3 separate regions of the Homo sapiens genome follow, and regions 1 and 3 are each linked to region 2. A link is a contact called in ENCODE Hi-C or POLR2A ChIA-PET data. All regions are on one chromosome and are shown on one strand. Each heading gives the region's core, a stretch centred on a gene start or an enhancer-like site at or near the end of the contact. The rest is flanking DNA. Distances are from core to core; before and after follow the strand shown. Region 1 overlaps PDGFA (platelet derived growth factor subunit A). Region 2 holds the start of PRKAR1B-AS2 (PRKAR1B antisense RNA 2). Region 3 holds the start of PRKAR1B-AS1 (PRKAR1B antisense RNA 1).

The links. Hi-C counts contacts between places; a loop is a spot of excess contacts on that map. ChIA-PET counts read pairs that join two places held with the same protein, here RNA polymerase II (POLR2A). Pooled maps may share reads with other maps.
Region 1: a loop to region 2 is called in a map of head of caudate nucleus, with 8 times the contacts of the local background. The contact joins the enhancer-like site here to the promoter of PRKAR1B-AS2 in region 2. A Hi-C loop is called at or near these places in 2 of 168 maps with a recorded cell type or tissue (endothelial cell of hepatic sinusoid and head of caudate nucleus). POLR2A ChIA-PET finds 5 or more read pairs at or near these places in 4 of 52 experiments (AG04450, HepG2, MCF 10A and 1 more).
Region 3: a loop to region 2 is called in a map of aorta, with 2.4 times the contacts of the local background. The contact joins the promoter of PRKAR1B-AS1 here to the promoter of PRKAR1B-AS2 in region 2. A Hi-C loop is called at or near these places in 7 of 168 maps with a recorded cell type or tissue (aorta, ascending aorta, endothelial cell of hepatic sinusoid and 3 more) and 5 of 50 pooled maps. POLR2A ChIA-PET finds 5 or more read pairs at or near these places in 7 of 52 experiments (AG04450, BJ, CD4-positive, alpha-beta T cell and 4 more).

What each region holds. Positions count from the first base shown.
Region 1 is chr7:501,817-504,516 of GRCh38, reverse strand. All of the region lies in intron 4 of PDGFA (platelet derived growth factor subunit A), which reads left to right. Among named protein-coding and RNA genes, the nearest start is that of PDGFA, 17 kb to the left of the region's middle. RefSeq lists an enhancer at 42-819. Within about 2 kb of position 1,261, at least 13 of the 41 ENCODE cell types and tissues checked have a DNase peak (open chromatin) inside an H3K27ac peak, as active enhancers do.
Region 2 is chr7:560,673-563,372 of GRCh38, reverse strand. PRKAR1B-AS2 (PRKAR1B antisense RNA 2) reads right to left here and starts at 1,415. Exons shown (of 2, transcript NR_132384.1): 1 at 1,363-1,415. All of the region lies in intron 9 of PRKAR1B (protein kinase cAMP-dependent type I regulatory subunit beta), which reads left to right.
Region 3 is chr7:601,395-604,094 of GRCh38, reverse strand. PRKAR1B-AS1 (PRKAR1B antisense RNA 1) reads right to left here and starts at 1,250. Exons shown (of 2, transcript NR_110054.1): 1 at 798-1,250. All of the region lies in intron 6 of PRKAR1B (protein kinase cAMP-dependent type I regulatory subunit beta), which reads left to right. RefSeq lists enhancers at 1-447, 508-557 and silencers at 1,653-1,712, 2,453-2,562.

The sequences.
Region 1 (2,700 bases), core at 12-2,511, 59 kb after region 2:
GGCCTCCAGGGGAGGGGAGGAAGGAACTCGGTCCCTGCTGAGGCAGGAGGGGGCTGGGCCTGGTTTTGCGCACTGGGATCCCTAGTTACTTACTACCTGGGCAGTTCTTGACTCAGGGAGGGCTGAGGACATGCTTGCAGGGCTGGGGGTGGCTGAGGTCCCAGGTGGCCCTGCTGCTCCTCTTGGGGCTTTGCTGCAGTTCATCCTCGGGCCGGGCCTCTCCGACCCCAGGCCCTCAACAGGAGGGTGGCTCTAGACCCACTCTCTGCCTGTGGTGGGTGGGTGGTGGTACTGTGCTGAGCTTGGGGACCAGGGGGTGGGTTGGTTTTGGGGCTCTGGATTAGAATCCACGCCAGTGGCAGCCCACTCTTGAAGGCTGGCTTTGTCCTCGTTTCTGGGGCCTTCTGCATGTGCAGCCTCATTTATTCCTCAACTCCTGGGTGGGTGTGATTGGTCTCCGTTTTACAGATGGGAGGTGGAAGTGTGTGCACGGCCTGCGGAGGCCTCTCTCTGGAGGATTCTGTCCTGGGGAAAGGGGCAGATTGCCGCGGGAGTGTGGAGGCTGATCTGAGGCCTCCCGAGTGGAACGGAGCCCCATGTAGGAAGCGGCAGTGTCCTGGCCGCTTTCTCTCACGCTTTGTGACGTAGCGAAACCTCCCAGGCCAGGTCCTGTTTCTGAGCTGGCTCCTGACCCCAGGCGCCCCACGCCCTGCAACTGTTGAGCTCATACTTGGCTGTCTGCTCACGCCCCAGGCAGCCCAGACCACTTCACACGCCTGCAGGCACCCTTTGCACTGTGGGTTAACCATTAACTCAGCCTCGGACAAGCCTGGTCCCCAGCGCCTTAGGGACCGGCTTACCTTCGGAGCCTGCCTGGTCCCAGGGTGCAGAGCTGACCTTCTCCCTGGGGGCCCTGCTGATGCCCAGTCTCCAGAGTCTGGAGTCCCCCCTTCCCCCCAAGAAGGTTGGGAAACATTCCCCTCCTCCCTCCTTCACCCTCCTGACTGCCTGGGAGGCAGGGCCACTGGGCTGGGGGCATCTGGCCTTGGGCTGAGGTCTCCTCATTCACCCAGCAGCGTGCATTCCCCCACGCCCCTGTGCTCAGGGGGTGACCCGGCCTCCGTTTCCTTTCTAGCCTCAGTTTCCCCATGAACCGTGAGGGGTGAAGTGGGTGATCCATAGTGGCTGTTCTTGCATTTAGACCCTGCATGCGGCAGGGCTGGTTCCGTGGGCACAGATGGAGCGCCTGCTGGGTGCTCAGCTCCCCAGGGCCTGGGAGGGCAGGAAGGTGGTGGCTATTCCCTGGTGTGTGCTCCAGGGGGCAGGTGGGACAGCCTAGCAATTAGGGACAGGCTTAGTTAGAGCTTGCCTGCGCCTCAGTTTGTTCTGTAAATGGAGGTGCCAGTCTTGCCTCCTTGTAGCATGGTTGGGAGGATGAAATGAGTGCTGGGGTTTGGGCTGGGAGAGCCAATACTCTACTCATGCAGTCCCTGGCTGTGTATTAGGGGTCTGTTGATGCCAGGCGTGTGCGTGCTTGCACTCTGTGTGTGTAGTAAGATTCCCACGATGGGGCCCCTGTGTACATTACACATGCATGACTGGTGGGGGGTGGAGTTGCCTCCCCATGACAGGGTATGTGTGTGCATTATACAGGTGTGTGTGTGGGGTGGAGTTGTGTTCCCGTGACAGGGCCTATATGTGCATTATGTGTGTGTGTGTGTGTGTGTGTGTGTGTGTGTGTGTGTGTGATTTCTTGCCTCTCTTGTTGAATGCCTGAAGCTCCCCTCTCTGGCCTGGACTGGGCCATTGTCTGCCTGCAGCTCCCCGGGGAAGGGGCTGTGGAGGCAGGACCCCCATGTTGTGGTTTTGTGCCTGGAGAATTGAGGGCAGGCGTGGCTCGCAGACAGGCAAAGTCCAGTCCGAAGAGGGGAACCCAGCTGAGGTCTGGTTCGCTTTTGAGCTGCCTGTGCCTGATAGCCACGGCCTGCTGGCCTGTGCTCCTCCTGGATCATCTTGTGTAGCCTCGGTGATGGCCCAGGATCCCTGGCCCTGGTTTCCGAGGTCAGGCCTCTCCGAGCCCAAGGAGAGCCTCGGACCTGGGGGAGCCATGAGGGGACCCTGGGTATGGGTCTGCTGGCCCTGCTGCCTGGGGCCGGCGGGGAGGTGGGGCCCTCATCAGGCCAGCAGCTGGGATTATCATCTGGACGCTCAAGTCCACAGCAACCTTGGGCTAGGATACAGCCACGAACCCCCCATTCCTAGGCCATGGCTTTAAATTTTTTTTTAATATTAATAGAGACAGGGTCTTGGTGTATTGCCCAGGCTGGAGTGCAGTGGTGTGATACCAGCTCACTGCAGCCTCAAACTCCTGGGCTCAAGCGATCCTCCTACCTCAGCCTCCCAAGTAGGCTGGGACTACAGGTGCCACCATGGCTTGCTAATTTTTAAATTGTTTTTAGAGGCAGGGTCTTACTATGTTGCCCAGGCTGGTCTTGAACCCCTGGAGTTAAGTGATCCTCCCGCCTTGGCCTTCCAAAGTGCTGGGATTACAGGCGTGAGCCACCATGCTCAGCCTGGCTTTTAAAATGTATTTAAAAACAACGTGATCATTTGAAAACATTTCCCAGCTGCACATCCACACACAAGCAAACACTTTCCCTGGCCACCTGCACCCCAGAACTCCCAAACTTCCACACCTTA
Region 2 (2,700 bases), core at 166-2,665:
TTCTGGCCTAAGGAATGGTGTCTGCAGAGGCAGCCTGTGGAGGGTTTTTAGGCTCATTGGAAAAGAAAACTGGGGTATCCCGTGGAGGGGGTCCTGGGGCGGACTTGCAGCCTGACCTGGCAGGTGCTCTCAGAGGACCCTCAGGGTGGGGGCCGAGGGCACGGGGCATCAGCTCCGGGTTGGGTCTAGGTGCCTGCCCACCTGCACCTGCCCTGGTGGCTGCCTGGAGGGCTGGGGGCATGTTTGATCCCAGGAAGCAGAAGCCGTGTCAGTTCCGGGCCCAGGCTCTCCTGGGATGAGAGGTGCTGGTGTGTGGAAGGGTTGGGGTTGCTGTGAAGTCACAGTGGAGATTTCATCAGCGCCCGTTAGGTTTCTGGTGTCCAGCACCCTGGTCAGTACCTGGAAGGACTCAATGTCTGTTCATCCAAAGATTGAGACTTGGCTGAGAAAGCAACAGCTGAAATGGCGGGCGAGGGTCAGGGCATCTCTGCTGGTGTCTGGGCATCTCAGCTGGGGTCAGGACATCCTGGCCGGGGGTCAGCATGGTGGAGGGAGTCATGGTTGGGGGGCATGGACCCCATGGCCTTGCAAAGAAGATCCAGGGAGGAAGAGAACAGCTGGAGGGAAGATGAAATGCTGCTGGCCGCAAAGCTATGATGGGCAGATTGGTTGTGATCTGTGTGTGACAGAGACCCTTTAAGAGCTCTTTCTGGAACCTGGTGTGACCAGGCAGATGGAGGGGCAGTAATGGAGGAAAGGGTGTGAGAGGCCCTGGAGGCCGGGGCTTGGCCCACCTGCAGGTGATGAGTGCAGGCCTGGTGGAGAGGGCTGGAAGGGACGCGTTCCAGGCTCTGCAGGGGGCAGAATCCTCAGTGCTGGTGACCCCTGGTTGGGAGGTGAGGCCGAGGGAGGTGTCTGCCGTCGTCTGGGAGGAGTCCTGTGGACAGAGATGCCTAATGGGGGCAGACGAGGAGTTGGGCTGGGCCTGTGGAGCTGGAGGCGACAGGGCCCTCACTGGGACGCTTGGGGTTGAAGCCACACAAACCACAGGCAGTGAGCACTCCCACCCACCCACCCTGAGAGGTGCCTGGGGCTGGAGCAGGAATGGCTGCCCCCACCTCCCCGCCTGGCAGGCAGCAGGAGCCTCTGTAGCCTGGGGCCTGTGCTCGCCCTGGTTCCCCGGAACCTGCAGAGACTCCCACACAGATGGCCGGGAGTAACTGGGCCACAGAAGGGCATTGAGGGCAAGGCCCGGGCAGCCACATGCCCCTTTCCTTCCACGCTTCTCACCTAACCGTGGTTGCTGGCGCAGCCACAGGCATCTCGTCACCCCCACCCCCCGGCCGCGCCGGGAGCACCCACCGGAGCTTCCATGGCAGCTGCGTAGGTCCCGGGACGGACAGTGCCTGGCTGCAGAGACAACCGAGGGGATAACTGGGTTTGCAGAAGGAAAGGCTCGTCTCACACGGGGCCAGGCCTGCCTCACTCTGGCATGCAGGCGGGGGCGGACGCAGCCCCGCACCTGTTCCCACCCCAAGCCCTGGCGCCGACGTCCGCGGGAACGGCTTGTTTCCCACGGAAGCTGCTGGGCCGTGCCTTTGCCGGGCCCCAGACCTCATGGATGATCCATTAAACGCTGGCACAGGAGCTGACCTTGGGCGGCTCGCCCGCTGAAGTGTGTTTTCGCTGTCGTCCCGAGGACAGTTTGCAGCCCAGGGTGTGTGACGTACATCAGTTCCGTCTCGGCCAGCCGGGCCTGAGGAGCGGGCAGGGGATGATTGCGGGGAAGTGGCTCAGCCTCCCGAAACAAACGGCAGAGGGACAGCTCGGTCACCTCCAAGACACCCGGAGCCTGCACGCAGCTCAGGAGCGCTCCGAGGAGTCACCGCCTGAGGGAGCAGGAAGGGATTTGGGTGGAAGGGAGCTTCAGGTGAAATTGCCTTCCATGTGGAAAAAACAGTTATTGCAACGGTTGCTTAAAAAAACATAAAAATGCATCCATGGGGCTTATTTATTCAGGAGAAATCACAGAGCACCTGGGAGTGCTTTAGAGGCAGGGGCTGCTTGCATCCTCTGTGGATGTGTGTGTGTGTGTGTGCACAGGCGTGTGTGCCTGTGTGTTTGTGCCTAGGTGTGTGCGCACAGGTTTGTGTGCCTGTGTGTGCATGTGTGTGGGGTGTGTGTGCATGTGTGTATGCACGTACCCGTGTGTGTGTGCACAGGTGTGTGTGTGTGTGTGTTTGTGTGCCTGTGTGTGGGGTGTGTGTGCATGTATGCACGTACCAGTGTGTGTGTGCGCAGGTGTTTGCGTGCACAAATATGCATCTGTGTGTATGTGTGTGTGTTCACACGTGTGTGTGTATGTATAGGATTCTGCTTCTGCCTAAGTCCAGAAGCACACAGGCAGGAAATGTGTGCACAGGAAACGTAAAGGCACTGGAGTGAGCCTGAATTTTCCAGGCTCTGAGGAGTCTCACTGGAGGGAGGAACGTGTCGTGGCCCCCGTGGCCCTGAGAAGGCATTTGGTGTCTGTCCACTCTTACGTTCACTCATGGCCGCCGCCCTCATGATGACTGTCCCGTTTGACGTGCTGGAACTCCTGGAGCTGGGGTAATCTGGCCTCACCGCCGCTCTGTAGCATTGGTTGGCGTTGTCCCATATAACAGATGAGGCAGCTGAGGCTGGAGCAGCTATGGGCCT
Region 3 (2,700 bases), core at 1-2,500, 41 kb before region 2:
CAGCAGATGGGGCAGGGCTGATCCCAGAGAGACCCTGGCAGCCCAGGCCTGCCCAGTGGTCAGCAGTGCTGAAGGCAGAGCCACCTCTGCGGGAGGTATGGGATGGGCAGCTTCCTGACTGGACCCACCGCTTTATCCCAGCCCCAAATCTCATGCTACTACTTATAGCCCCTCTTCTAGTTCACACTCTGGGTCCTGGTGTCACCGTGTCACCTCCTCCCCCGCCCTGTCCATTCTGGGTCCTGGTGTCACCATGTCACCTCCTCCCCCGCCCTCTCCACTCTGGGTCCTGGTGTCACCTCCTCCCCCATCCCCTCCACTCTGGGTCCTGGTGTCACCTCCTCCCCCACCCTCTCCACTCTGGATCCTGGTGTCACCTCCTCCCCCATCCCCTCCACTCTGGGTCCTGGTGTCACCGTGTCACCTCCTCCCCTGCCCTCTCCACTCTGGGTCCTGGTGTCACCTCCTCCCCCATCACCTCCACTCTGGGTCCTGGAGTCATCATGTCGCCTCCTCCCCTGCCGTCTCCTTCCTGGATGTTTATTGAGTGCCTGCTTTATGCCTGGCACTTGTGACGAGGAGGACCTGGTGCCTGCTCTGGTGTGGGGGAGGTTGTGGCTTAATGGGGGAGAGGGACCAAGAACAGGAAATTAGCCAATGAATGTCCTGACTCTGGTTCTGCCCCTCCTGTCCCCTCTGCTTTCATTCCTGCTCTGCCTCACAAACTCCTACACATCCTACAAGACCCCGCCAGGCCCAGCTCATCTATCTGCGGCTGGGCTTTGATAGATACTGACCTCCGCAGATGACCGAGGACCTGCCTCCCTGCGGTGGGCCTGGGAGCTCCATAGGTCCCCACTGAGGCCTTTCCTCCCCTGTGGAATGCTTCTCCCTCTTCTGTGTCTGCCCATGTCATTCAAATCTTCCAGTTAAATTCCAAAGGCATCTTCAAGGTGCCGGTTTGCATCGGCAGGGCTTGGGGTTGAGGCCACCCCCAGGAATTCTGCTTTCCATGTTCTTTGCTTCTCCTAAATGAACAGATGTGGAAGAGACAAACCCTTTACCCAGAGATCCCTTGTGGAGCCTGAAACCGACATGGGGCTCCCAGGTTATGTTCCCGCCTAACTTGTCGTGTCTCGAGGAGGGTGGTGGACGGGTCAGGATCGCGTGGACTCGGGACTCAGAGGACCCAGGCTGTGTTCTTTGCTGGCCGTGACCTTTGCCCAGGCCCTTGTGTGGCTGAGCCGTGCCATTTCCATATTACTCAGAAAAACGAACAGAGCTCACTGCTGCCGGGAAGACTGAGATAACCCTCCTGGGGTTCTGCTCTTGGCCCCTGGTGTGGAAGCCATTGGCCGCCTGGCAGCTGCCCCGCCCCGTCTCATGTCCCCAACACACGCACCGCAAGAGCCTCGTCCACCCCACAGAGGAAACGCCCACCACCCACGCCCCGGGCTTGTCCTCATCTTCAGCGCGGGTGGCCACCCTCCTGCCCCAGCGCCAGGCCCCAGCCGGCAGCATGCTGAGGACTTCCTGGGAGAGGTGAGGGTGTGAGGGGCCGGCGGCTGGGACTGCTGGAGGGATCAGGTCCCTGTCTTTCCGCCGTTGGCCTCCAGGCTCCCGGGAGCCCCACCTGGGCCAGGACCTCGGCAAAGGGGCCGGGAGGTGTTGCTGCCCCGGCTGACCTTGGCGGGACCTCCTCCTCCTCCTCCTCATCCTCGCAGAATCCCCACCCACCCCTCGACCTCTGGACTCAGTGAGGCATCTCCCTTCCCTCCGTCCTTCCAGCAGGACAGACCCCCCCTCCCCCCGCCGCCGTCTGTAACTCCTTCATACATGACAGGGTGGTGGGAGAGGCCGGTGCCGGAGCCACTTCAAAGCAGGGACCGTTTCCTCCAGCCCTGAGCTCACTGGGTCCCCTCCCAGCCCAGCCCCTGCCCTGGCCCAGTTAGCGTGGGGTCGGGGCTGAAGCCTGAGTGGAGGGGAGACGGTTTTCTCTCAGACACGACGCGTCGTGGCGTCCTGCCTGGCTTCTCGCCAGGCCCGGGGACGTTGGGAGGCAATTTTGAGAAAGGAAAGAGTGAGGTCACCCTCGTGTAACTGGAGTTCCCCAAATATATTGTCCTGGCAAATCCCTCCCCTTCCCCCTCCCCATCCCCCTGCCCGTCCCTGCGCCTCCCCCTGCCCGTCCCTACCCCTCCCCAGCCCCCCCGGGTCAGGCACAAAGGCAGCTTTAAGGCCTCTGCTGGACCCGGCCCTCCAGAGCCAGGATGTCTGAGCCCCGTGGGTGGATGCCCACTTCCTGGCTACAGGCTCACGTGGGATGGCCGGGCCCCCTGCGGGAACCGGCTGTGACTTATGGGGCTGTCCCGTGAGTCCCAGGCGGCTGTGCACGAACACCAAGCACCTCCATCAACTTCAGATTTTCCAGCCAGGGCAGGGGTGGGCGTCAGGGAGTGCCCGGCGGGGCCGGGCGGGGCCGGGCGCAGGAGCTGCCTGCAGGGGCCCTCCTGTGATGTGGGAGGCCCTTCGCATGCAGGGTAAATCCGCAGGGCCCGTGTGGGTGAAGGCCACATTTAAGGGAATCAAAGGATGCTCAGTAAGGAATCTGGAATGAAAAAGTGGCATGTTGGGTAGCCCGGGTGAGTTATGGGCATATGTATTATAATAATTACTGTTATTACAGCACCCGGGGGAACG